Linked DNA regions of Homo sapiens: all the other regions are linked to region 3. The links are chromatin contacts, found by Hi-C in ENCODE. All regions are on one chromosome and are shown on one strand. Each heading gives the region's core, a stretch centred on a gene start or an enhancer-like site at or near the end of the contact. The rest is flanking DNA. Distances are from core to core; before and after follow the strand shown.

Region 1 (7,417 bases), core at 4,350-6,849, 540 kb before region 3:
TAGAGGAGGCTCTGGACAGATTACAATATGACAGGAAAAGTCAAGAGATATGTTAAAGGGTAAGTATGTTTGAGTGGGCAAGGAAGTGGTCAAATATGGTGTGAATGAAAGTGAACAGAAAGGTCAACCTCAGCTTGGCCAAGAGAAACCAGGATGAACACTCAGCCCACCAGCCAGCTGGTTAAAGAAGCCAAAGTCAAACCTCCGTGTGGGAGAGTGATTTGCCCATGAAAATGAGTGCCTTGTTTGAATGAGTTGTTATGGCTGTTTTAGTGCAATCCATTTCCAGCCTAGATTGTGGACATCGAACTGGTTCAGGTTCTTTTGACATATTTTATTCCTGGAAAATGTGTTAGGGAAGTGAACAGAGGCAGACAGAGAACACAGTACACTACTCAAGTCCAACAGCATGTTTATCTAAGGACTGCAGCAGAAAGCACTCCATAAATAGATGCAGGAAGCTCCCATAAATTGACAAAAACTGGAATTCAGGGCTTGTTTGGACTATAGACTGTGGAGAATTGTCTCAGTGTCTATGGAATGTAGGAAGCCTTCTATTACTACTGGTGGATCTTGATTTACTTTGCTCACTAGGACACTAACTAAAAAGTAGGTCATTCGGATATGAATTTGGAGATAGCCTCAGGTCAGAATTTCAAGCTAGAGTAGTTTCTCAAATCACCAGAGATAGTAACCCTTGGCAACAAGAGATGACTTATGGATGAAGGAGAAGGAGAAGATAAAGTTCCCTGAGACCTTTAGTAAACTTTCAAACCAGACTCTTTTCCTTTGTCTTTTCTGTGAGACCTTGTGAAACAAAATGCCAACTTATTCCTGTGGATTTTTGGAAAATTTACATTGAGAGGATCATCTGAAGTCAAATTGTGTCAAGATGGTAGAAGTTAGGTCAATATTCACAGAATTATAATTTAATGTTGCTTCCCCATTACTCGTTATTCACTGGCCGACTATTTGGAATGATTTATATGATGAAATTATTTAACCATCACAGCCTTCCTGTGAGGCAGGTTATCTCATTTTACAGGTGAGGAAACTGAGGCATAGATACATTACATAACTTTCTCTAGGTCAAAAAACTAGTAAGCACTGGTATTGGGATTGGAAACAAGGCAGTTTAACTCTCAGATGCAACTTGAAGACACTGGATTGTCTCGTGTTGGGCAAACAGATTTTTGGTGAGAAGTGTTGTAGGAGACGCAGGATTTAAATTCTGATATGAAGTTGGGAGGGATGTGGGATCCCCAAGATCCAGAGCATCATTTGACTGAGTCTCAGGGTCTGAAAGCTGAACCGTGAGAGGAGATTTGTATGAGTGTTTTTGGTGAAGGACAAGGAGTTTCAGGAGGCCTTTGGGAATTCCTTAGATGTTAACATTTGTTAATTAGGCCACATATTCTTTCTTTTGTGGCTATTAAAAAGAGCATATGAAAAGAGAGACAGAGGATGTCTAAGCAACCATTAAAACCACCATCCCTCACCATATTTCAAATTCCAGATTGGTGATGTTGACATCTGGGTCCTCAAAAGCACAGGTCAGTGAGTGCTGCGATCCATTCACTTCCAACTGGCTATAGCATGAGAATGAGTAGTCATCCAGTTCTGCATCTTCCAAGTCTCCTGGGGAGGAACAAACATGCAGCTGTTAATGAAACAAATAAATGCATCCTTTTGAAATATGGCATGACCTTAATAAAATAGCAGACTCTGTGGCAGACATGAAATAGTAATGGATTATGTAGTATTCAAGGAAGAAAAGCCCAAGGGCAAAGACAAGAAAAATGCTTCAAAACCAACCAACCAACAAAAAACAAAAAACAAAAACGCTCAATGCTAACAGAGTTTTCCAATAGAAAAAAAAAATCCATCATAATGAGTAAGTAACCTCCAAATATTTCTGAGTTAAAGAACCAGAGGCATTGAACACATTCTTTTCTGTATTTAAACTGGAGTTTTTTCTGCTACATTTGTTACATTGATTGTTCATATTATTTCAAAGAAGAGACACTTTATTTCCATTATCCCCATGCTACCTAATCTCACTTTTCACTTTATTACAAATCATAATTTATTCCCTCCCTAGTATTTTTTTTGTCTTAAATGAAGGACAATGATAGCTATCTTGCAGTCAGAATTTTGCTTTTTTAAGAGGTCACTTTCCCTTGCCTAAAAAGGCATCCCAATTAAAAGTGGCACTGATTATTTCCATTGTCTTAAGCTACTGACTGAGACAAACGTGATTAGGGAAAAAAAATTAGATCTGGCAGGACTCCGATTTGGTGAAACTTCCTGTGAATGTTGTACATACTGCTTCTGTTCTTATAGATTCTTCTATAGACGCAGTATCTGATAGATTCTAGCAGGATGCTGGAAGAAAGTGGGGAACCAGATTTTTTTTTTTTTTGCTATTACTTTTGGAAAGTGTGATCTGTCACACATAGTATTTGGTTTCTTAAGCTGTTTTGTAGACCCTATAATGAAATCTACATTTTGTATGTATGTTTTACATGATAGAAAGTGAGGCTGGAATAAATATGTCAGAAAATATACACCCACTGGGACCTGAGAAAATCTGGAGTAAGCAAAGCCATTCTCAGAGTGCTCAAGTGTGAGCCTAGGACTGCTTCCATGTATTTTTGGTTCATCAGTACTAGAAATTAGATGCTTCCAAGGCTTTACACTGGAGACAGAATATACTAAAATCAAATCCCAGTTGATTGTCCCAGAGACCAAGGGCTGTCCGAATAGCACTTTCTTTACTTAAATAACTCAGTAGGGAAAATGGGAAAGTTAATAAAGCTGACTGTGAATGGACCAACCAGTTGAATGACAGGTTGGTTCAGTCAAAGCAACAAATCTCAAACAGCCCTAGCTAGACCATGGGTGTGGGCACTGCTCACAACCACAGGCATTTGTTTTTCTGGCCATTCCCAGAATCCATCCAGTTCACAGTTCTGCCACCAGCAAAAGCTCTTTATGTAGTTTCAGCAGGGTATGGCCCTCCTTCTGATGACAGCACGAAATAATGAGAGACAGCCCACTAATTTTGTAGACTTAGATTTCTTCCCTGTGCAGTGGTAGCTTTCTAAATGCAGTGGTTCTGACCTTACATGGCAGTCCTCACACTGTCCTGACATTTTCTCTTCCACCAATTCTATACACAGAACATGTATTATTATTTGGATTCAGACATCCTGTGGGTCGGCTTTGTCTTCACGATTCTTCAATAGAGACAGCACACTCTAGCAGATGTCAGCACCCACATAACAAAGGACTCCCACTGCCACTCAGTCTGGCAAAGCATACAATATACAATGAGCCATTTATACACTGTTTCCTGCACCTAAAATGGCTGTGTTTTAGGAAGCAGCTCACTGGCTTTTCAGTAGATATTATGGGGCAGAGTTGCTTTGTAACCAAGAAAAATTCCCTTCAATGACTTATAAAATGTGATGGCATTTTACAAAAAGAATATTCTACATGACGTGAGCTGAAAAATTCTTGGCTAAGAGTAGTTAATGTACACAGTGGTTAAGACCTGTGGTGTTAGAGCTGGACAGATGTGCGTTTAAATTCTGGATACTCTACCTGTGGTCCTCTGTCAGGTAGGCAACTTCTCTAAGACATGTGTTCTAATATGTAAACTCGTGCTATGAGCAATCACTGAATGGATATTTACAAAGAGGTAGCTTAGAACACAGTAAGGATTTAATAGGGATTAGCTATGAGTATAATATTTTCTGAGAAATAAGTAATGAAAAGGTAAAATAAGAATTCTAATTCTGAAAATATACATGAAACATTTGAGCTTCTCTTTAAAAAGTTTATGTCAATTGACGGTGTTATAATTACTATGGTTTTGAAATTACATAGAGCTTTTGAATAATGAGTTAATCTATTATTCTTTAAATGCTCAATAATTAATATTATTCATATTTAAATAGGTATCTAGACATATTTATCCATAAAAATTTAAATTGTGTGGAATATGTATCATAGGCAAGCCAGTGTCATCTAGAAGTCTTCTTCCTACTGAATGGAGTTAGTTGATTAATAGTGTAAATGATTTGGATTTTTAAAAAGTATCCCTTTCTTCTCTTGATCATCCTTGTGATGATCAGAAAATTGACAACTTTCAACAAGCAGCAACTGAATGTGAATTCCTATACCCCAAACTGGGAAGTATTTTGACGTAATCATGTGAATAGGGTAATTATACATCTTCTAAAAAATCTGAAACTTAAAAAGTTGGAGTGAAAACCCAGCTTTCAACTAGCATTCTTATATATTTTAAAAATAGTATGATCACCAGGGTGAACTAGTGAGTATAGATGACATGAAAGAGAGTAAGATTTATGTTTCCTGCCTCCCATCAGTCTTTGTGGAAATCCAAGGCAAAGTTTAGCATAGAATAATAATCATCCCCCATAAAGTGAGTCATATACTGTAAAAAATGTCAAACTCTCTGACAATTCCCTTAATGAGAAAATTCTAGGGATTTCCATCCTTCGTAATTACATGACTCAAAATGCATAAGCTGAGTCATTAGGCTGATGTGTTTGATATTGTCTATAGCCAAATAGTTTTTAACTCTTAAAGAGAAAGGGCTTAATTTGCAGGAGCAAGTTGATGGTCTAAATTCCCACATGCCTCCTGCTGCTGTTAGAAGCTTCTGCCTAGTTTTGTTATAATTACAATGTGTTTATGTATGGGCAGGGTTGGCTTCTCGGTACTAAGTTTTTTAGATCCCAAAAAGAATTATTACATATGGCCAATTTGTTGGTGTGGAGGCAATTCAGTGTATTTCAATGAGTAAACTCATTTAGATCTTTCTCTAGTCAGTTATTTACTTAAAATCTCACATAAATCTCTCAAAACTAAAGTATTTTGAAAACACTTTCAAAAGTTATTGGATGTCTACTATATTCTAGCCACTGATTTAGGTGCTGAGGATATAGCACTGGTCACTGAAGACAAAGCTATTGCTTCTGTACATTACCTTATCCTGAAAGTTATGCTTTCAGGATTTCTTAAAAAGTCAAACAAAATGAATCCAGTTTGATCTCCTGACAAGGTAAAATTACTTTGGACATTTTCCTACAAGTACAGTCATAGCATCTACATGAGCATTCTTTTTGTAAGAGCAGAGTAATCATTCAACATTTAAGATCTACACTTGGGAGTGAAATGCATTCCTTCTTGAGAATACTGAGGTCTTATAAACCACCCATAGTATTGATCCCCTGCCCCCTGTCATGGTGGTTAAACATTAAAAAAAATGACTGAATATGTGGGAAATTCTCAAACTGCATTCAAACCCAGTGCCTGACTCAGGTCTGTTAGGGAACTGAATAACCTGAAACCATGCTACAGATAATCCAAAATCCATAAGAAAACTTAGAAATGACTCACCATTTTGAGCATAGCCACTTTCTCCAGAAACGACTTGAAGTAAAGAAAAAACCATGCCAAAAGTTGTACCTAGAATTGTCATTCTGAGAGAGATAGAGAGAGAGAGTAGATGTGTGAGCCAGTGTGTATGAAATGAATGAGAGTAAGAGGAAGGGAGGGAGGGAGGAAGACAGAGAAGCTTAGATCTAGGGCTTTATACTTATCTAACCACAGACAAGGGAAGTATAAACACAGCAAAAAAGAAGGCAAGTTCCAGAAACAGGAAGTCTGAGTAAAAGTATTGCTGCTGTAAGCAGAGGTCAAGGACATGAAGAGACAGAGCCTCTGAAATTATTGTTCCTCCTGGATATTCCCTGCAGCCCCCACACTTACTGTGCTTACATCAGAGTAAGGCAGTAGATTCACACCTAGGCTCAAGCTATCTTAGGCTAGAGGCTACTTTATTTTTTTAATTTTTATTTTTTTGAGACAGAGTCTTGCTTTGTTGCCCAGGCTGGAGTACAATAGCATGATCTCGGCTCACTGCAATTTCCACCTCCCAGGTTCAAGCAATTCTCCTGCCTCAGCCTCCTGAGTAGCTAGGACTACAGGCAAATGCCACTATGCCAGCCTAATTTTTGTGTTTTCAGTGGAGACGGGGTTTCGCCATGTTGGCCAGGCTTGTCTCGAACTCCTGACCTCAAGTGATCTGCCTGCCTCAGCCTCCCAAAGTGCTAGGACTACAGGCATGAGCCACCGCTCCTGACTAAGGGCCCACTTTAAAAGAATCTGAAGACAAAAATTCAAACTTACAAAGTGAATCAATTGGTTGTTTGGAGTGAGTTTTGATTTAAAGAAACAGTCTGCACTATGTGAAGTACTTTATTGTGGGTTTATTTTAAATAGCTTACCTCCAACTTCCAAGTTTCACAAGAATAGCAGTTTTTCTCTTTTGTTCTCTGTGTATCCCTGGTATTTACTCATATCTTACACACCACAGTAGGCATTCAAGAATTATTTGTTTAGGGCAGGGGCTGGCAAACTATGACCTAGGGAACAATTTTTTAAAAAATTATTCATTTATTTTTTCTTTTTCAAAAGATCTTTTTTTTTCCCAAGTAAGCCTTGGGACCAAATTTAATCTACCACCTGTTTTTGCAAATAACGTTTCATTGGAATACAGCCTCACCCATTTGTGTATCATCTACAGCTGCTTTTATGCAACAATGGCAGAGCTAAGTAGATGAGATAGAGATTGTATTGTACAAAAGGTGTAAAATCTTTACTATCTGACCCTTTGTAGAAAAAGTCTGCTGACCTCTTGTTTAAAGGATAAAGTAGGTACTTTCTTAGTGTATTTAAAACAGGATTCTATTTGTGAAAATTTGATTGCCACACAACTTTTCAGGTACACATAGTACATATGAACTAAATTAGTGCCTAGGTATATGGGGCAGAAATCTGAGACCATGGCATAGAAAATTCAGACTCCCCCAAACCTGAATGCCAGTCAAAAGCCTTCCTAATATGGCCTCATGGTTAAAGTGGTGATATTTGTAAAGCCTGACTGCTTCTTGGTAACTGTTAGATTTTTTTTTCTTTTTCTTGAAAAAAATAATCTAACCTGGATTCAGGCCATAAAACTCTATGCTTGATTCACAGTGGCTCTCTTTTGGAAAAATGCCACAAGACTGCAGTTATAAGGTGAGGAGTGCAGAGAAACTAAGTGATCAGTGAGTTATGAACTTCTGTTGGATTCACTGTCATTAGGTAGAATTGCTCCCATGGGCCTGTGAAATGGCTAAAATTAGCAGAGACAAGCAACAACCCCCCAGGTGTAAAGCAAATCGAAGAGACTTTAAAAGACTCATGATTTAGCTTGTCCCATCATTACAATTATTTGACAATAACGAAGTAACAAAAAAAGGAGGTGGGACATTTGTACCAGTCTCTGGATCCTCCTTTTCAGTTTTAAGACAGACTCCGTCTGCACCAGTTATAATGCCAC
Region 2 (7,612 bases), core at 1,629-4,128, 590 kb before region 3:
ATGCAAAAAATTTAGCATAGCTCCTAGCTAAAGGTAATGTTCAAACTTGATAATCTAGGTTAAACTCTCAAATACCCATAAAGGTTGCTGGAGTTTCAGCAGTCACGGAATTTGATGTCATAAATCTTGCACTAATACCTCACTGGACTCCCATAGCAGCCGGAAGCCATTTGGATGGAGGTGTGAAGCAATCAGATAACCTGTGACACAGACTTTCCTTACCCCTTTTCTATCACTAAACCCCACCACAATTTGGTGAGACATTTACTTCTTATTCTTTAATATCTAAGTTTTGAATTCTTCATGTGTATATATGACTTTATCATCACTATATTTTTAAAAAGCCTCTTAGGACTTTAGACCTTCAGGGAATATCAGTCTATTGCCTCATCCATCTCATAAAAAATTTTTAAATAATTAAAAATATGTTAGGTATATTACTGAGTGTATGTATTAATAGTAACCTAGATTTGTTTTAGGATTTTTCTGATGAATTTGGAGCTGAGAAAAAGGGCTTGTATTGTGACTTCCATTACCCCCATCTGGGACCTTTCCTTGTATATATGATATATATCTTGTCACATAAAGGTAGCCTAGTCAAGAGGCCTGCTAAAAGTAGGAGTGCCCAGTCTCTCATTTTTTTCTAATGTCAAATAAAATGAATAAGGATAGTGATTATTGCTAACCAACAATTTACTATGATGAGGGCAAATTTACAGGAGATCAGAGAATTTGCGATTCAGGCCATTCCCAATATAAGTTGAGTCTCAGAAAACAAGCAAACACCTAGCTAAGAGTAACTGATGGCTTTTTCTGAAATGATCAAATACATTAGCTCTGACCTCTGGCTTGACGTCATCTGACTTCCAAGTGAGGTTTAATGCTTCCTTTATCTTTTGCCCATCTTGGATTCCTTCTCCATTCTCCAACAGAGCCAACTCAACTCAGGTCACCCCATCCCACTGGGGGAGTTTGGGATGGAAGGATGGGTGACGATACCAGTCTCAATCATGTATTGGTGTTTCAGTTAGGGTTTGCTTTCAATTGCAAGAAATAGGAAATCTTATTATACACTGGAATACACAAATTAGGTTTTATTTTTTATTCTACTTGATGTTCTCACTTGAGTGGCTTAAAGAGAGCAGAGCTGAAGTCTTTGTGATTTTCCTGGCCTTTCCTTCATGATCTCAAGATGGTTGCCTAACTTCAGCCAGCACATCTGAGTTTCAGGCAGCAGGACAAAGGAGGGAGAAGGAGGGAACGAGAAAGGGCTGGAGCCTGCATCAGGAAAGCAAAGGCTTCCCTAGAAATTCATGTCAAATTTCCTTTGTATCTTATTGGTGAGAACTCTATTACTTGGCCATCCCAAGCTGAAGCTGCAGAGGAGTCTGGGAAAGTGAGTTTTGAGTTTTTCAACTTCTGTGGGAGAGAAAAGCTAGGGATAGGATTATTACAGTGGATGTGGAGGGAGTCTCATTCAATGGCTGTCATCCCTGGCCAACAAACAGACAATAGAAACAATAACAAACTAAAAATATCGGGAGTTTGATAATTTTTAATTAAAAAATAATTAGCTGTAAAAAATGTTCCTCAAACTGTCATGGTAAAGTGCACCGTCAAAATGGCTCAGGGTCTCGTGGGTAACTCTTTTAGTTTACTTGCTATTTGCTGTAAAATGATCCACTTACTTTGTTGGAGTATTTCACCAGCCTGCAACTTTTTGAGGACTGAGACTTTATCTTAATTATCTTTGATATTCCCAGTTAAATTACTGTAGTGTGCACAACAATTAACTGGGATGTTTAGATTTTTAAGAAGTAAATTCCACAACCACCTGCTTCAGAGATTCTGATTTAGCAGGTGTGGGGTACAGCCTGTGGGCCTAGGCTTATGACAGACACCCCAGGTTGTCCTGATGCAGGTGGTGTGGACCCACACTGATAAACATTTCCCTGGAACCTCACACAACATGAGAAAGATAGAAAGAGGGCAATAATGATGTGTGAAACTTAATGTAATCCCTTAATGAGGGAATTGAAAAGCAGAGGCTGAGGAATCCAAAGGAGGAGAGGAATAAAGAAGTTCAACAAAGGGGGATGCTAATGGTATCCTAATTTTGACAGAGGCTCTATGCATGTATTGTAGATGTGTATTTACAGTTCAACTATGAGCTGAGTTCAAATGCCTTTCTTTCTACTGCCCTTCCTTATGTTTTTAGTGGGAAGGGGTGGTATGAAAGACAACTGTGGATCCAGTGACTTTTCTTTTCTGGTCACTTATAATTTCAATAGGACCAGTGGGTCAGTCATCTCTTATGATTCTTGGAAGGCATAGGTATGTCCCCAACCGATCATGTCAACCAACATGATTAAATTAGAGTGTACATATTATCTAGACCTGTTAAAAATAAGACTAATAACTGTCTTTTCTCCTTCCCCAAAGGAAAGTAATATAAAATCCCCACACAGATAAACACATTAGTCAATATTTCAAAGAGATGGTCATGGGTGTAGAGTGGAGAGAAGCCAGGATGGGTGGGAGGCATGAAGCAGGGGTAAGCTTTTTATTCACCCTGGGCCTTGAATGAGTTATTTATGTGTTAGAAAAGCATGCAACCCGGGAGCGTTTAACTAGAAATCTGTTTCTTCACCCACAGGAGAGAACTCCATTTTTGGAAAGGGAAAACATCACTTACCCTGACACAAGGACATGACATGTTGTTTCTGACGTGTCACAGAAAGACAGAAATAACTACAGTTGCAGAGCACTTCCTTCTTACTCTGAGTTTCAGTCTCCCTTACCTGAACCGACGGGCTCCCACCCTTAGACAAAAGATGACAACCTATGCGTCACTTTCCATTTAGGTTGGCTTAGAAACTTTCAAGACTTTCTTTCTCTCTTCCTAGGTGCTGTTCTCACACCATCCTCAGCTTCACTTGTTCTTTTGTTTTAGATCAGTTCCTCAGCCATGATCACATACACAAAGAAATCCTCTATTTCCCTTCTATTTACAGGTGCACAAGGTGGGCGCCCATTGACAGAGTGAGAAGCAAAGTTTCGTTTTTGTTTCTAACTTTTCCACTGCAGGTGACCCCTGAGGAGTTCATGAACTACTATGCAGGTGTGAGCGCATCCATTGACACTGATGTGTACTTCATCATCATGATGAGAACCGCCTGGAAGCTTTAAGCACATGACCTGGGGACCAGGCCCTGGGACAGCCATGTGGCTCCAAATGACTAAATGTCAGCTCAAAAACCAGAATCGTATTTGATTTCACACTCATCCTAATGTTTTTTTCTGTGTCAAAATATTGCATTTTCTGGGGCCAAAAAACAGGCAGAAATAAAAGACATTGAGTAGCCAACTGTGAGTTTGCCTTGCCTAAGACTGTTTCCTTTGTTCTAAAATAGGACTTAAATAAAATGAGCTCTGTAAAGCTCCTAGTGCTGTGCTGATACATGCAGGTGTCTAATCAACTTTAGGTTTTATCCCTTGGCCATTAATGAAAGCTTGAGTATTTTAATTAAAACCCTCACCCATGCACCCATAGTTTTTCTTCACCTCCTTTTAGATGATCCTTTTCTAGGTGAGATGATAATATATCTCTTTTTATGACTGATTGTAAGTCTTTAAGTGTTTCAGTCTCATTTGGGGACCAGAAGAAGACCACGTGTTAGCCTCAATTTCTACAAGCAAATCTTGAGTTTCACTGCTTAGGGTTTAGGGAAGCCGCAGTTTGACAAATAGATTCAAAATGATTTATTTAATAGTCATTTTAAAGACTGGTGTGAGTGAGGAGGCTATTTCTTTGAGCAGTAGATCCACGCCTGTTCATGGTACTCCTGTGGCTGAAGTTTTGAAACTGGGCTGGGCGCTCAGATTTTATCTGGGACATCTTGCGCTGTGTGTGGGCAGGCTATTCCAGAAAGCCTTCACCTGGTGGAATGTTTATCTCTCCCCTCTCTGCTTTCTGCCAATTGTGTTGAAATTCCCACCAGCAAGGGCTGGGTGCAGTGGCTCACGCCTGCAATCCCAGTACTTTGGGAGGCTGAGGTGGGTGGATCACCTGAGGTCAGGAGTTCAAGGCCAGCCTGTCCAACATGGTGAAAACCCTGTCTCTACTAAAAATAAAAAAATTAGCTGGGCATGGTGGCACATGCCTGTAATCTCAGCTACTCCAGAGGCTGAGACATGAGAATTGCTTGAACCCGGGAGGCAGAGGCTGCAATGAGCTCAGATCATGCCACTGCACTGCACTCCAGCCTAGAGCAAGACTCTGTCTCAAACAAACAAACAAACAAACAAAAATTCCCACCAGCACAAGGAGGTTGGGTGTGACACGGACTAGGATTTCAATAATATTCCAAAGCAGGTTTTCCATCTTGATGCTTCATGGCTTAACACCTCCTCCTCCCAGCACTAAGCTTTGGCTTCATATCGTTGATGTGTAGGACTCTGCCCATGAAAGGCTACTAGAAGCAAAGATAGCCCAGAGGCTGGAAAATAGATAAGAAAACTACAGCTCTCCTTCTGTGTCTTCTGTATCTAGGGCCAGAGATAAAAGCACAGTGACCAGCCTCTGGTTATGGTGCTGGAGACAATGCCCACCCACCTTGCTGCTGGGTGAAATACCTCCTTTTGACTCTGTCCTTAGCTGCACTCATCCCCCAGTTTGCAGACAGGATTGGGTTAATAGTCTTCTTTAAGATCTTATATACTTAATTGGCTCTGGATTTAGGGATTGAACACACTTGCCATATTTTGTATCAATTCACTGTTTAGGTTTTATTTCATACGCTTGGAAGTTGAGATTCGGATATGTATTAATTTAAAACATGTGAAAACCAGTGCTGCTACATAGGCATTATAGTAGTTATTAAGTAACTTGTTGAGATGCTCAACTTTTTCTTGAGGATGGTGTATCCCCGTATTACCAGAAACTAGTTTTGTTTTTGTTTTTGTTTTTTTACTTAATTGCACAATTGCACAAGTTTGATTTTGTATTGGATTTATTATCTCTGCTCATATAGAGGTTGGTTAGGCCAAAGATACCAAGTGTTATGAAGAAATATGTAGACTTATGTAGAAAACCAGAAGAAATTGTGAAGAAATGTATAGAAAAAAATCCATATATTTTTGCAGCCTGTGCCTTGTAGACTGTGGCTAAGGAGAGGTCCCCTATTTCCTGGGGATGATGGGTTTCAAGGCTTTTGCTCTAGAAAGATTCTTGTCTTTGATTCTGGGTATGACTCATGCCTCAGCTTAACTGAGGCTATAGAGTGAGCATGTGATTCTGAGCAAGGACCAGGTTGCAGCTATCAGCTTAGTCTTCTCCAGTGATACTTTGCTTCCTGTCAAATGGGGGCACAGGGCACAGCTATCCAATTTCAGATAACCCATACTTCATAGTGTATTTGGTCACATTTAGTTGCTTCTCTTCTAGCGGTTTGGGTTCTGGGCCCATGAGCAAGGTTCCACCAAGGCCCTTTCACCCTCTGGAAACAAAATCTGCTAATAACCTAATGGTCAAGGGTCACTGCACTCCAATTCTCATTCTCCTTTATGGCTTCTGGCACAGTCACGAATTATGCATTATTTAGCTCTACTCCTTCTAGTAGGAGTGGGAGGAAAAGAGAAGAGACATTTAAAGAAATCATTTGCTAACACTCTTCTGGATATATTTTTTGTTTATTTAACTTACAGATTTTAAAGCTTACTCCGTTTACAATTTAAAAAATAAGCCCTTAGTTCAGAAGGCAAAACACAATAAAAAGTTGCCAAAACATCCCTCAGGAAAACCTCACCTGTTGGGTCTGGTCCTCAGATAGAAAATTAAACAAGCCAAAGAAAAGAGAATGAAATTAGCAACTTTTTATGAAACAAGAATGATGTATGCAAACATTCTGAGAATGAGAGTTTGTCAGAACAAACCACCCATAACAATACTGAATTTGGATTTCTAACTTGATCAAAGGCAAACCCATGCAAGAATGGCCAGAGACTCTGACTCTCTGCTGCTGTGCACATCATACTTGGATTCTATTCACAGTGCAAATGAGAAACCCAGAATGTGGAAGCTATGCAAACTAAACTGTAGACTGAGGCAGAATTCTTTCTGCTGGTCTGTGGGGCTGGTTTTCACAGTGATTTAAACTGTGATAGGATCTTCCCAGGCACAGATGGCACTTTGGAGGACCATGTACTTGTTCTGTATGGTTTGACAGCAGGCATGGAGTCACATTTCATACCGTAATCAAGCTTTTCAAAGGCAGAGCTGGGTGTTCTCCAAGTAGCTGCAGATTGACTTGGCATACATCATGGCTTGCAGGTGTAAATACATCCCATCAATAAATATTTATTGAGATACATGCTTTTTTTCTAGGCCATGGGGACAGAGCAGTGAACTAGAATAATTGCAAGCAAAACCATTGGCTTTCAAACCAAACTAACAACCCACAGTTGTTAAGAGATCAAAGAGGGTAGAGAGGGAGGGAAAGAACAGGCACCCAAATTCCCCTCCCAGAATCTCATTCAGCCTCTGAAGTCAGGACAGTTGGAGCCCTTTCTGTGGCACTGTGTCGGGGAGTGACGTAGTCAATTTCATGGACATAGACAGCCTATCAAGACAATGCAAGGAAAATCCCTCTCTGTATTTGGAGGCAGATAATTGTGTTGGCTCTTTAATTTTCTTGGCCAAAGTTGATTGTCTCACTGAGCCATGAGAGTACAAGTAGGTAACACTTCCATTCTCACTAAACTACCTGCAGATGCAGTCTATGTTGAAGTTTAATCAAGTGGAGAGATAGAATTTACCAGATGTATTCACAGATGGTGTGTGGGGGCCCTTCTACCTCTGCTTCATGAAATTCTATTAACCTTCTCTGAGTAGTATACCTTTTTTGGATTTATGCATATCTGTTTTGTTATTGTTTTTATTTATTATGTTTTTGATATGGAGTCTCGCTGTGTCACCCAGGCTGGAGTGCAGTGGTGCCATCTCGGCTCACTGCAATCTCCATCTCCCAGGTTCAAATGATTCTCCTGTCTCAGCCTCCGAGTAACTGGGATTACAGTCACCTGTCACTATACCCAGCTAATTTTTTGTATTTTTAGGAGAGATGGGGTTTTACCACGTTGGCCAGGCTAGTCTCGAATCCCTCACCTCAGGTGATTTGCCCACCTCGGCCTCCCACAGTGCTGGGATTATAGGCTTGAGCCACCACTCCCGACCATGCATATCTATTTTGAGTACAGAAATGAAGAACCTCATATTTTCCAATTCCCAAACTGGTCAACAGACTTGCTTTCCTGGAGATTATTGATTGTTCTTTTAAATTAAGATCCTATTGAATGAAGCGGTAAAGTTTTAAATCCTAGAAATGCTTATGACTCAAAGGAAAAACAAAAGCATCAGAAGTCTGACAGATTGTCATTTAATGTTATTGAGTTTCGTGTAACTGATCCTTTTGAAAGCCAATGTTTCTCAGCATGATTTTACTCCTCCAAGTCACTTAAATGAAAACTATGTAACTTTGATAGAGATAGCTAGTTCTTTTATTCCGAAAAAATAAAACCCACCTAGTTAACCCCTAAAATTATATGTTCTAAA
Region 3 (6,719 bases), core at 485-2,984:
TCCCAAAGTGCTGGGATTACAGGCGTGAGCCACCGCGCCCGGCCCTTAGAAGTAAATTCTTACTTGCCACTTTCACTTTGCCATACTCCCTTTTATTAGCCTATCACCTACCTTAGTTTAAAAAAAAAATACACATAAGCACACACACATAAACTTTACATTAGTTAGCTCAAGTTTCTTATGCCCACTTTACAGCTAAGGTACATGTATCTCAAAGAGATGGGGTGACTTCCTCAGGGCTCCACAATGAGTAGTACCCAAACTGGGCCTCCCACCCACCTATCCTGATATCTAGCGCAGTTTCTGCTTCACATCAATGTTGCCTCCTTCTTCTTTCTACTATGGATTTGTAGGTTATTGAAAAAAAACTATCTTTGGAGAATAAAAAATCTTTATAAAATCTAAATGCCAACTTACCAGTTTAAAATTCAAATGGAAGTCTTCCCTAAACTATCATGTAACAAGTGTTCATTCATTGAAAACTATTTATTGGAGCCTACTATGTGCCACACATTTTGATAGGAGCTGAGATAAATTGATGGTCAATTATGAAATAAGATATACTTTCCCTCACATTCGTGAAACCTAAAGTCTGTGAAAGGAGACAATTAAGCAAGCACTGGCAAAACTGCATGATAAATGCTCTTATAAGAGAAGCACAGGGCACTACTGAGAGGCTGTAGAAGGTTCTCACATCATCTTCCACCTAAATGACATTTATGGAGCAGTTACTGCATGCCAAGTATTGTCATTGCTTTGCAAGTATCATCTTATTTAATACACATTCAGGCTTATGCACTCCAGTCATGGATTAGAAAACTGAGGAGACGCTTCAGAGATTAACTGACTCTCCCAGTCACAAAGAAAGAAAGGTGGAGCCCAAATTCAACCAGGCACTATAGTTCAAGTCTACACTGACTAACCTTCCACCTAGGTCAATTATAACCTTCTCAGAGAGAAGATTACGATGTTTTTCTTACTAAAGTAACCCAGAGTTCCGTCCAGTGTGGCAGAAAGGAATAGATTATTGGTTGGCTTGAAATGGAATCTATTACCATTTCTAAACAAACAATTTCACAAAACTGAAATAAGTCCCACAAGAAGATTAATGAAATGTGTCCAAGGCACAGAATTACTTTAATTTTCCAGTTGGTTCACCAGCTGAATCTAAGAGTTTGGTTGCTATCTCTGTTGGACTAAAGTAGAGTTTTTATCTTCTATAAATCAATCAGGACAGTGGAAATCACCAAATGACATCATCATAACCACAGAGTACTTAATAGATGCAGCCTTTGTGTCTTGCTACTTAAGAAACAGCTAAGCTTCAACCATCTTAAAACTTCCCTTTTTGCAGACTGGCCCAGCGCCAAACTTGTAATGACACACAGAGTGATACATTTCCTTATTTCTTTCAAGCTTCTCTTGAGTTTCATTTTTCACAATTTTTTTACCATCTGGACACATTCTACAAACTTTCCATTCACCTTGCTTATAATGCTTTTTTATCAAATAAAATCATTTATTCTTTATTCTTTCGTGGCCAATGTTTTTTCTTTCAGACACTAATTAGGAATCTGAAATATTGCTAGCAATTGAGAGTTAAGGATGGCCAAAGTTTTTCAAGAATAACTAGCCCATTTTGTTTGGTTTTGCTTTGCAATTTAGAAAAGGAAATCACGTTGCTTTTGAAAACAAATGTGGTGAAATTGTAAGCCATGCCATTTTTATTCTGGCCTTCAGTTGAAACTCTCTTTGTGGTCAGCAATGCACACAAAGTCCTGTCTAAATCAGCCTCGAGCAATATACATAGAACATACATCTCATTTTCAATAATAAATATGTTGGCAAACTAGGGCTAGTGGAAATAAAATGACTGTGAAGTAGAATATATTATTTAACTAAATTTATTCAGCACGTGCTTTTGCTTTTTGTATTCTGTTTTTCTCACATATGCCCCAAATCAGAAATTTCTTCCTTTTATGCCTATCTTACCTGTATATTAAAGACATACTTAATTTTCATGAAATTTTTTTTAATGTTTGTTATCTCATATGTTGTTAGGGTAACTGGCAATAAGCCTATCTTCCCAATTATGATGAATATTTGAAGTGACTCTGTAAGTAATTTACAAGTAAAGATTTTTATCTAAAAAAAAGTTATCCACTTCATTTCCTTTTTATCAGTTCTCTGAATGTCTTTTTCCCCCCAAATATTTACACTTTTTTGGGTTTTTTTCAAGGTTTATACTCCTATGGACTTTTTAGAAATAAATATTCTATAAACTCTGAAAGTTTCAAAAGAGGGCTAAAATGTATTTTTATAATCAAAACAGTGCTGAATAGGGTATATCACTTCCAAGCAACTATAATAAAATACAGCTTTTTTGGTTCTATAAGGGAATTGTTGAAATAATATCTTAACGTCATCTACTTTGTCTTTTGAAGAGAGATGAGGAAACTCTGGAAAAAGCAGCTTGCCCCTAGTATGTCAGGTCTACAAGAGAGGGGAGACATTGGATGGAGTGTCCTATGTGGCAGGGAGACCTCCACTCAGCAGGACACGGTGAGAGTTTCTTAAGTGAGTACAATATAAAAATATAATTTGGCAGAGCAAGAGAAATATAAGAAATCAAGCGGAATAATAATAAAGAAAATGATTACCATTCTTTAGGGTGTGCTTATCATATGATTATGTGTCAGACATTCCTCTCAAATGTTGCCATGTTTTAACTCACTTTACCACCATAACAGACCTGGGAAGATCAGAAAACCCATTGGTTTAAGCTACAAATAGAGAAGATGTTGAAACACAGAGAAGGCGTAAGAACTAAAGGGAGACACAACCAAGAAGAAGCAAAGATGGAAGACCATGCAAGAGTGGACTGAGCACAGAGTGGGAGGGTGAGAGCAAGGTTCTTGGTGTCAGGGAATGACTGAAAAGAATAAAGCCAAAGAACTCGTACTCAAGGAGACGGAAGCCTCAAGAGGGCCGAAGCAATGGAAGCTTGACTTAGGGTGGGGGTGTCCTTCAACTTTGTGGAATTATGCTACAAGGCTGTATTTGCCAATTTTCACACTGCTATAAAGAACTATCTGAAGCTGGGTAATTTATAAAGAAAAGAGGTTTAAGTGACTCACAGCTCCGCATGGCTGGGGAGGCATCATGAAACTTACAATCATGGCGGAAGGTAAAGGGGAAGCAAGGCACGTCTTATATGGTGGCAGGAGAGAGCAAGAGTGAGGAAGTGCCACACATTAAAACCATCAGCCCTGGTGAGAACTCACTCACTCTCATGAGAACAGCAGGAAGAAAGCTGCCCCCATGATCTGATAACCTCCCGCCAGGTCCCTCCCTCAACACATGGGGATTACAATTCAAGATGAGAATAGGGTGGGGACACAGAGCCAAACTCTATCAAAGGCATTCTGCTGATCCCTACCACCTGCCAGGCCCTGTCCATTGTCTGCAGCATGAGCCATAAGTATCAGCCCATCAAAAATGTTCATTCCCACCTCCCAGCTTCATCCTTGTACCTCCACTTCCTGTCCTGAAAGAGTTGGAGTTAAGTGGTGAACTTAATACAATTTGGGGTGAGGGTTGAGGGGGCAGAGTGGGCAGAAGGGGGAAACAAGCAGAAGATTTAAAATGAGAAGGCTGAGGCTTTAGTTCCAGTCCTAAAATCTAGGTGACTTTGGGCAAGTTGTTCCTCCTCTCTCGTCCCTTATTAGTTCCTATTTAAATGTCGGCATTGAAGTTAATCTTCTTGAGGTCTGTTCCAGCTCTAATGGATGTTTTCTAAGGCAGTCTAATACAATAGATACAAGCATGCTTTTCATACGTAAAAGCTACTGTTGATTCATTTGATAATAAAATTCACACATAAAAGCTATTAGTGATTAATTTAATAAAATTCCAGGCTTTAAATCCATACTGGTTTAGCTTGAAGTATGGAGGTGTGAATTTAGGTAGTGTGTCAGGGAGATTACTCATCCCAGACAGGTGGTTTGGGTGTTTCCCAGCAGGGGCAATCAGACCTGTCTGGGTCATTCAGCCACCCACCACATATCTGCAGAGCACAGACTCACGCTTGAGTCAGATGCTCCCAGATCACCATACTCTAACAATTAGCCACACCACAGCCATTTGTCTTAAATTAACTTAGAGCGTGTTAGCTGAAGCCTAATTAAACATTGGCAGTTGCTTAGGAAAAACAATTAAAAAGTCACTCAGCAATACCATCTTGTCATTACAGAAAGCTTTAATAGGCGGGACTTGCAAAATATGGAAAATCTTTCCCTCACATGTGTGTTGGCTTCCGCAATAGCTAATGGACTCATCTAGAATAACACCCTGCCAAGGGTCTTTGATGGGACAGCTGTTCTCACAAGGCAGCTCTCAGGAATATCAGGTGTTCAGGGTTTTTTCTACAGCTGGCAGTAAACAAAAAAAGAAAAGCAAATTTTGTTTTATTCATCACAACAGCTGGAGAATGTATAGAAAATATTCAAACCACAAAATAACAAATGCAATCCAAACATCCCCAATTACTTCTAAATTCTTTCTTCCACTCTACAGGCCTTTCTCTTACTTTGTAGGCATTTGGTGGGGTTTTCCTACCTACCCGTTTCCCAATCTCAGTTATTTCTGACACACTGTTGCTCCCTCAAAATTGAAAATTATCCCCTCCCACTATGCTTTGGTGCTTAAGATTCTGAATATAAAGCAATATGACCAGCACCATCCCTGGGCTTTCCAAAAATGGCCTAGAGAAAAAGGCTTGTCAAATGAATTCTTAGTTTTTCTTGTCAGGCTGTGCTTATGTCTCTCTTGACCTCCTGACCTGTGTAAGTTGTCTAAGGTATTCATTGCTTTGAGCTGTCCCTATAAAAGTATCAACTTGATGCTGGTTCTGTGGTAAATAAGAAATAAGAAAATCAAGTCACTGTCTCCCAAAAAGCAATTCAGTGGCTCAGCTGAATCTCTTCCTCCTGGTGTTTCCATGGAACCGAAGTGGACTGGCTCTGCCAACTTCTTTTGCCTTGATTCCTCACTCTTTCAGCTGATGATAGAATCATTTTTGTCCCCAAAACTCACACAGGCACTAGATTTGGGGTATTGACTATGTTACCAGGGAAAGCCTTCCACTGCCATGTAGTGGGGAGTTTCCTCAGAAAGTATATGAAGGCCAAAGAAAGTAGGGAGGGTCCCTGCAAATCCGCAGCAAGCCTTGCCTAAACAAAGGGAAAAGGAGGGTGCTTGGGGGTCGGGGGGCAGGTAGAGGAGGCCTCAGATACGATTTGATATCCTGTAATCCACGGTAGGTGGCCTCTGAACTCTGCCCTGAAAAATCTGTCATGTTGAGACAGAAAGACACCCTGAGGATGAGCACATGTAGATCTCTGATCTCTAAGTCTCTTGCTGGACGCATCCAAGACAATGTGGAATAAAGTAGCAGTTCAGGAAGTGTGTTTCCATGCACTAGTGAAAGGTGAAAATATGAAATAAACTACCCTGGGTTGGTCTTTCATGCCTACTTTTGTATTTTTTTATTTACTTTTGTCATGTTTTTTGATATATAATTGTTTGAAATTTGTATCCATGCAATGTTCCAGCACTGGGAATTATGAGAATGGTTCTGGACCCTACAAAATCAATTGACATGATTTTTCACTTAGAGCAAGACCACATCTTCTGGGCAGGCCCAGTGGCTCATGCTTGTAATCCCAGCACTTGAGACTAAGACGGGAGGATCACATCAGTCCAGGAGTTCAAGACCAGCAGGGTAACAGAGGGAGAACACCCACTCTCTAAAAAAGACTTTTAAACATTAGCTGGGCATACTGGTGCATGCCTCTAGTCCCAGCTCCTCAGGAGGCTGTGGTGGGAGGATAGCTTGGGCCTGGGTGGTTGAGGCTGCAATGAGCCATGATCGTGCCACTGCACTCCAGTCTGAGCAACAGAGTGAGCCTCTGTCTCAAAAAAAATAAAATAAAATAAAGACAACATCTGATTTTGTTCAGTTCACTTTCACCCTACACTGAGTAAATCTCCAGAAAGAAATCTAAGGACTACGTAATCAGTCAATCCACTCAACCCACAACGCTACTGGAGTACACTCATTAAGCCTCAAGAGACCTGTAAAGAAAAGGTCATCCAAAATGGAGCAAATAACCAACCAGCATGCAGGTATTACTGATAGCTAGTACACGCCAAGTCATTGGGGGACTCTGAACTTTCTCTACACATAGTTTTTAAAAGAAAAGATAGTAAAATATCTCCTTCCTTCATAATGCCAACACACACTAGTATGACAATTTGTTACAGTATCATTCCTATGAGGTAGGGGAAAAGAATGATGACACTCATAAATCTATTGGTTTAGATACAAAATAAATTTTCAATCCATGAGTGTGTTCACTGAGAATATATAAAATAAAATAAAATTTGACTTTCAATTTCTTAACTCACAGTCCTATAGCCAAATAAACTGGACCATCCACATCTACTAAAATCAAATTGGCCGCTACTCCAGATTATTGGCTCTGTGGTAGCCAGCCTGCAACATGGCCCCACTCATTCTTACATCCTGGGATTCATGGACTTGTGCATTTCTCCTCCCACTTTTTACCATGGTTGATCTATGTCACCAATAATAGATGGAAAAAATGATGGTGTATTACTTCCGAAGATAAGTTATGAAAGACCTGTGACTTCTGCCT
Region 4 (6,697 bases), core at 1,863-4,362, 820 kb after region 3:
CTGTGGGTTCCCAACAGCCAGTTCCCATCTCTGTAATTTGTTTCTTTATTAGACTCTCCTCACATCCTCCTAATTTCAGAGTGCCACTGTTTTTCTGGGACCCTGACTGATAGGCAGTCTAAGCTTGAGATGAAAAGAAGTGGACACAATTACAGGGAACCAGAGAGGAGACAGCCAAAGGGGAGAAAGCCACCTAAGGGAGCAATGGCCTTCTGTAGAGGCACTGCCAATTGGGTGTCTCAGTGGGGAGGCAGATGGTTCATGCAGATGGTGGAAATAATTAACCCAACATCTTTCTCCCCTCTTCCAGTTCCTGACTTCCTCTGACCGCTCTCCACTGGCCAAACCCAATGAGAAGACAGAATTGAGGCTGTCGGTAGTGTGTCCTCAGAGATCAACCACCTTGGTCAGACAGGAGGTTGAAGAAGGCTGGAAAGCAAAACTGGAGGGTGAACAGAAAAGTTCCAGCAATCGGGACACTGGGGGCATTTGACACACAGGTCAGATAATATACAACCACCCTACTCTATGCAAAAAATTTATTTTCAATACTATTCAGAAATAATTACTTTGATCTTGATTTAATCCTTAGCTTTAAACCAATTCACAACCTAGAAAGAATGCATTGGCCGGGCATGGTGGCTCACGCCTGTAATCCCAGCACTGTGGGAGGCCGAGGTGGGCGGATCACCTGAGGTCGGGAGTTGGAGACCAGACTGACCAACATGGAGAAACCCTGTCTCTACTAAAAATACAAAATTAGCCGGGTATGGGGGCACATGCTGGTAATCCCAGCTACTCAGGAGGCTGAGGCAGGAGAATCACTTGAACCCGGGAGGCAGATGTTGCAGTGAGCTGAGATCGTGCCATTGCACTCCAGCCTGGGCAACAAGAGTGAAACTCTGTCTCAAAAAAAAAATGCATTTAAATGTACAGGTATTATTCAAATTCAGTAAAACATAACATGAATGAATTTAATTTTGCACTTATTAAAGAAAAAGATTGCACATCACAGCTCTAGACTTAAGTTAAAAACTCCACTGGGCATGTGCAATGACAGAACTGAAATAACTCAAGGTATGTTTCTTCCTCTTTACAAACTTGGCACTGTCATAGTCTATTTTGAGTTTATTGTTTAAATGTACACATGTGCCATACCATAGGGTTTTGGAGAAATGAGCTATATCCCAAGAGAGTTTCAACAGTTCGAAGCTGTTGAAGACTTACACTTGAAACAAATATGTGTAGCTGAGTCTGTGTGTAGCTGTATTTGGACTAAATGCTAACTGGATGTTCTCTGAATTAACTTCCATGTGGCATACGGTGTTTCTTAAAATATAAGATATGAAGAGCAGGCTATTTAAAGCTTGCATACACATTATTAAAATTCAACATTAACTGCCACAATAGTTTGAAACTTAGACCAACAAAAGGTTGCTTTACTGATATCGTTTAGATTTGCCAGTGCTTGGTGTTAATAAAAGCAGATCAATTTGGTGTGGGTTTCATTATTGCTTTTAAAGTCTCTCTGGGTCATGCCTGCACTGGGGTGGACTGCTCCCCTGCCCGCCCGTGGCCCACTGCTTCATTGAGCCCATCTTTTGGGTGTTTTCTGTCATAACTTCTGCTTGCTCAATTTTCTGCTTACTCATAACTTCGCCTCTCACAAGATCTTGTGAGCTGCTCTCACCAGTCCTTACCTTCCTACTTTGGGTCCCATTGTCTCCTTTCTTAATCTCCCAGAATGACGTAATTCAAATCCCTGCAAGAGAGACTTTTATTTGGCCAGCACATCTTTTGGAGCAGACAATATCACTGGCTTTCAGCTAGACGGTGCATTGACCCTATTGGCTCTGGTAACCAGAGGAGGATGGGTTCACTGACCCAAATCATGCCTGTCCAGAAGGGGCTCTGTGCAACACAGTTTCCGGGATTGGTGAGTGTAATGCCCGGAAAGTTTGAACATGCATAGAAATCCCTAAGGCAAACAAGAATTTATTTGTAATATAGTAGATAGAGCGCTGGATGTGGAGTCAGGTGTACCTGGTCTTAAATCCGCTCTGTGATGTTTTTGCAAGTCTGATATTTCCTCATCCTTAGTTTGCTTGTAGCGAAATAGGTGTTTTGGCTGGACGTGGTGGCTCATGCCTGTAATCCCAGCACTTTGGGAGGCTGGGGCGGGTGGATCACCTGAAGTCAGGAGTTCGAGACCAGCCTGACCAACATGGTGAAACCCCGTCTCTACTAAAAATGTGAAAATTAGCCGGGCGTGGTGGTGCACTCCTGTAATCTCAGCTACTCAGGAGGCTGCGGCAGGAGAATCACCTGAACCTGGGAGGTGGAGGTTGCCGTGAGCCAAGATCGTGCCATTGCACTCCAGCCTGGGAAACAAGAGTGAAACTCTGTCTTGGAAAAATAAAAAATAAATAAATAAATAAAAACAGATGCTTCATTTAGGTAGAGAATGCAAGCCCTAAAACTTAAAAATGCTGAAACGAAGTCATAGCAAGAAGTCTAGCTGTGGGTGGCTGCCGGCATTGGTTCAGGGTCAGCTTCTCAGAGCATCTCTTGGCCTTTCTCCTATACTTGTCCCACCACAGTTGCATGATGGCTTTTACAGCTGTAGACATCCTGTCCTTCTCCAGATAGGAAGAAAGGGGAGGTGGTGATGAGCCCATGGACCCAAGTTTATGCCTATTAGGAAAAGCGAAGGGCTCCCCAGACTCCCAGCAGATTTGCACTGATGTCTCTTCTGCCAAGGCAGTGTACAAGGCCACCCCTGGCTACAGGGCAGGCTAGGACAGGGGTATTTGTGTGGGGCTAGACATAGGTTTCCCAGAACAAAACTGAGATTATACCAGCAGAAACACAGGAGAGGGGACAGGCATTAGGAAGGTGGGTGGGATATCGCAAAGGGGTTAAATCTATCTGATCTGTTTCCTTCCAGGGTGGTTGTGAGGATTAGACATTTGTGAAATGTGCTATGGGGTTGTATTAGTCCATTCTCACACTGCTATAAAAAGCTGCCTGAGACTGAGTCATTTATAAACAAAAGAGGGTTAATTGACTCATAGCTCTGCATGGCTGGGGAGGTTTCAGAAAACTTACAATCATGGTGGAAGGCAAAGGGGAAGCAAGTACTTTCTTCACAAGGCAGCAGGAGAGACAGGAAGTACCACACTTTAAAACCACCAGCTCTGGTGAGAACTCACTCACTATCACGAGACCAGCATGGGGAAAATCACCCCCATGATCCAATCACTTCCCACCAGGTCCCTCCGTCAACATATGGGGATTACAATTTGAGATGAGATTTCGGTGGGGAAGCAGAGCCACATCATATCAGGGGCCCTTCTCAAAATGAAAACATGAAGCTCCCCTACTTGATCATTCTATTTCCTATGGCTGTTTTCCTAAAGATCGGCCCTTTTTTCCACTTTACTTTGAGAACCACCAAACAAAATTGAGTCTGGCCTGACACTGCGTACCCTTTTCCCTTGCAACCTCATCTCTTCATGTGCCCTTTGCCCTCTGATGACTCTAACCTCTTTCGAAGGTCCTTGAATTCACTAAGATTTGTTTACTCAAGGGCCTTTACTTTTGCAATTTTCCCTGCTTGGAGCAATCTTCCTCCTTTCTGTTCCTTCTGCAGAGAAGTCTACCCTGACTCTCAACCAATGTGAAAAATCCCCTTGCTCTTTCCTGGCTTTCTTTCAGAGTGCCGAGCACAGTCTTCATTTCTGGATAGTCTATTGATTAGCATTTATCTGCTTGAAAGGCAGCCTAACTGTAGCATTTGAGGGCCTGAGTGCTGGAGCTAGACTACCTGGATTTAAGCGCTTCCCAGCTGTGTGATCCCGGGAAAGTTATTTTAATGTCTGGTGCCTCAGTTTCCTCATCTGTAAAAATAGAGATATTAATATCACCTACTTCATAGGGTTGTGGAGGGGATTAACTGTTTATATTTGTAAAGTGCTTAGAGCAGTGCTCTGTGCATAGCAGAGATTATGCGAGTATTACATAAATAAAAGAAATAATACCTGTTTCCTCCACGATACTGTGTGATCTATAAAGAGGAGAACTGTATCTGTTCTTTCACTGTAGTGGTTAGCACAGTGCCAGGCCATGTTATTGTTGTTGTTGCTGTTGTTTTACATCCAGCGAGTATTAAATATTTGCCAAATAAATGAATAAAGAAATAAATAACTGAGTGATGTTCTAAATTGGAGTGGGAGTAGAACAACGTTGCAACATCTCAGGGTTTCAGAAAATATTATTTAAGAAGTAGAAGGCTGGGTGCAGTGGCTCATGCCTGTAATCGCAGCACTTTGAGAGGCCGAGGTGGGTGGATCACCTGAGGTCAGGAGTTCGAAATCAGCCTGGCCAACATGGCAAAACTCTGTCTCTACTAAAAATTCAAAAATTAGCTGGACATTGTGGCACATGCCTGTAATCCCAGCTACTCAGGAGGCTGAGGCAGGAGAATCACTTGAACCCGGGAGACAGAGGTTGCAGTGAGCTGAGATCGCGCCATTGCACTCCAGCCTGGGCAACAAGAGCAAAACTCTGTTTCAAAAAAAAAAAAAAAAAGAAGTAGAAGTTTCTAGCTCCATTGGGAGTTGAATTCCTGCCTGTGGGGTTTGTTGGAACTGAATCTTCCATGACAAAGTGTGGGACTGGTGTGGACCATCAGTAGAATCATTGCTTCCCCGCTTCTCCTTGCTTCCCCGCTTACAGTAATTGCCTCCTCTTGGAGAACTGCTAGGTCTCAGACCACCTAGGAAGTGGAATTGAGACCCTGTGAGACCGATGCACAGGCTCCCACCCATGTGGAAAGCTGCAGCCCTGATTAGGTGTTTGGCTGGCTGACCCCACCACCCTTGGGACCGCGGTTTCCCTGAGTAGCTTGAGCTCTGGCCCTGGTCACGACTCAGGGTTGTTCTGACCCTCTCAGAAGAGAATTTTCCAAAACCCCAAACAACGACAGCTTTATGGGCCAGCTGCACTCTGTTCCCTTTGAGAGGCAACCAGAGCTCTTAAATCACATGAAAAACACATCCAAGTTGTGCTGTGGGGACTCACATCAGGCAACTGGCTGCTCTACTCAATTCTTGTCCAACACTAGGTCTCCAAGGAGCCATTTGAAGCCCAGTCAAATAGACCTCGATCACCCTGGCTGGCTGCCAGAGCCTGATGGTCCTCTGCCTTCAGAGCCTCTGCAGCGTGAGCGCTGGACAATTTCCTGTGGCCCATGGTCTCCCCAGCCAGGTTAACGTTCAGCCTCCCTGTCTTCTGGATCCCACCTTGTTTTTCTGTTTTGTTTGCTGAACGGCCTCAGGGTTTCCCCTTTCCTGCTCCAGCCCATCTGGAAGTCTCTTTATTAACAGTTTATTTGCAAGCTCATGGTGGTCTATGAACTTGTCTGAAATTTCCTGGAAAAGAAACAACTGCTTGAGTCCCAGGGGAACCTTCTGTCAGTCTCTCCTCAGACAATTCTGAGTGGCTATTCATGTGGTATGTGGCTACTCCTCCCCTTTCACCCACCCCCACACACCTTGAAAACAGCCTCCAGCTCCAATAAAAACATTTCAGAAGTCCTGACAGAGAGCAAAGACTGCGTTCTACTCCTAAAAGAGTGTAGCCTGCAATGGTACCGAGTATGTGGGGGATGCCACCTTCTAGGTGGGCTCTTCAAGGATAGTTTGAGGAGAAATCCTAGGCGAGCCTTTTAGAAGCTATTACTTGCCGTTTGTTGGCTTGTGAGCGAGAATTTCTAGCCCCGCCGAGGTTTGGTTGTGAGAACCAAGCCGTGAGCTGGGGAGGAGGGGAAGGGACCGATGCTGAAGATCTGCTTCCTATTTCTCCTATTCCTCCCTGCCTTCCTATTTCTGCCCACTAGGATGAGCGGTCACTCCGAGCTCTTCCTCTGAGGGCACTCCAGAGCCTGGCAGCCAGCTCCCGAGATTCCCTCCCTATGCAGCTTCTTCAGTCAATCACCTCTCGGTCCTTGGCAGCAGCATCCACTTCCCACAGGAGGCCCCGTCCTGAAAGAGAGGGAGCCAGGCTTGGCTTCTGCCCCCGTGGTAGGCCTTGGGTAGCAACACACTTGCTAACACCCCCACTTTCAGGCAAATCCCATGTAACTACTCAACAGACCTTGCATTTTCTTAAGGCGAAAGGTACGAAACACAACTTAAAATGCTGATGGCTTTTGACTAGGAACAGAACTCAGAAATGACCAGTTTGCAGGTGTTCAGGTTTTCTTAAGCCACAGTAACCTGCCCTCCAGTGAAATCTTACTGAGAAGCCCATGGGGGTGCCCGAGAAGTGGGGAAGGGTCCAGGCCCCACAGACTCGCTCCCTGATCCTCTTGGTAGTTCCTGAGGTTCTCATGCCAAATGCCTAATATTCTCTAGAGCCCACTTTGAAAGTCACTCGTTTCCATGGAGCAAAGTGTAACTAACTTGAGAACCCAAAGGACTCGCCCAAGGTAGGTGTTACTTGGAGACCTGGGCACAACTGGACCCCAGGTCTCTTAAAATCAGGTTTATGCACTTAGAGAAATTCTGCTAAATGTTTTTTCTCTCTGTCTCTCAATACACACACACACACACACACACACACACACACACACACACACACACACACGGAGTCTTACTCTGTTGCCCAGGCTGCAGTGCAGTGGTGCAATCTTGGC

What was found. Hi-C counts contacts between places; a loop is a spot of excess contacts on that map. Pooled maps may share reads with other maps.
Region 1: a loop to region 3 is called in a pooled map, with 2.7 times the contacts of the local background. The contact joins the promoter of IL7R here to the enhancer-like site in region 3. A Hi-C loop is called at or near these places in 2 of 37 single-sample maps with no recorded cell type and 7 of 50 pooled maps.
Region 2: a map with no recorded cell type shows a loop between it and region 3 (13-fold over the local background). The contact joins two enhancer-like sites. A Hi-C loop is called at or near these places in 15 of 37 single-sample maps with no recorded cell type and 7 of 50 pooled maps.
Region 4: a pooled map shows a loop between it and region 3 (14-fold over the local background). The contact joins two enhancer-like sites. A Hi-C loop is called at or near these places in 7 of 37 single-sample maps with no recorded cell type and 9 of 50 pooled maps.

Annotation. Positions count from the first base shown.
Region 1 is chr5:35,855,073-35,862,489 of GRCh38, reverse strand. It overlaps IL7R (interleukin 7 receptor), which reads right to left and starts at 5,599. Exons shown (of 8, transcript NM_002185.5): 1 at 5,431-5,599; 2 at 1,500-1,638. The coding sequence starts at 5,512. RefSeq lists an enhancer at 1,296-1,797.
Region 2 is chr5:35,900,122-35,907,733 of GRCh38, reverse strand. CAPSL (calcyphosine like) reads left to right here. Exons shown (of 5, transcript NM_001042625.2): 5 at 3,088-3,446. The coding sequence ends at 3,189. Among named protein-coding and RNA genes, the nearest start is that of CAPSL, 35 kb to the left of the region's middle. RefSeq lists an enhancer at 3,040-3,139. Within about 2 kb of position 2,878, at least 2 of the 41 ENCODE cell types and tissues checked have a DNase peak (open chromatin) inside an H3K27ac peak, as active enhancers do.
Region 3 is chr5:35,314,451-35,321,169 of GRCh38, reverse strand. No RefSeq gene overlaps it. Among named protein-coding and RNA genes, the nearest start is that of PRLR, 87 kb to the right of the region's middle. Within about 2 kb of position 1,734, at least 2 of the 41 ENCODE cell types and tissues checked have a DNase peak (open chromatin) inside an H3K27ac peak, as active enhancers do.
Region 4 is chr5:34,495,651-34,502,347 of GRCh38, reverse strand. No RefSeq gene overlaps it. Among named protein-coding and RNA genes, the nearest start is that of RAI14-DT, 160 kb to the left of the region's middle. RefSeq lists enhancers at 1-343, 2,520-2,589, 3,040-3,189. Within about 2 kb of position 3,112, at least 9 of the 41 ENCODE cell types and tissues checked have a DNase peak (open chromatin) inside an H3K27ac peak, as active enhancers do.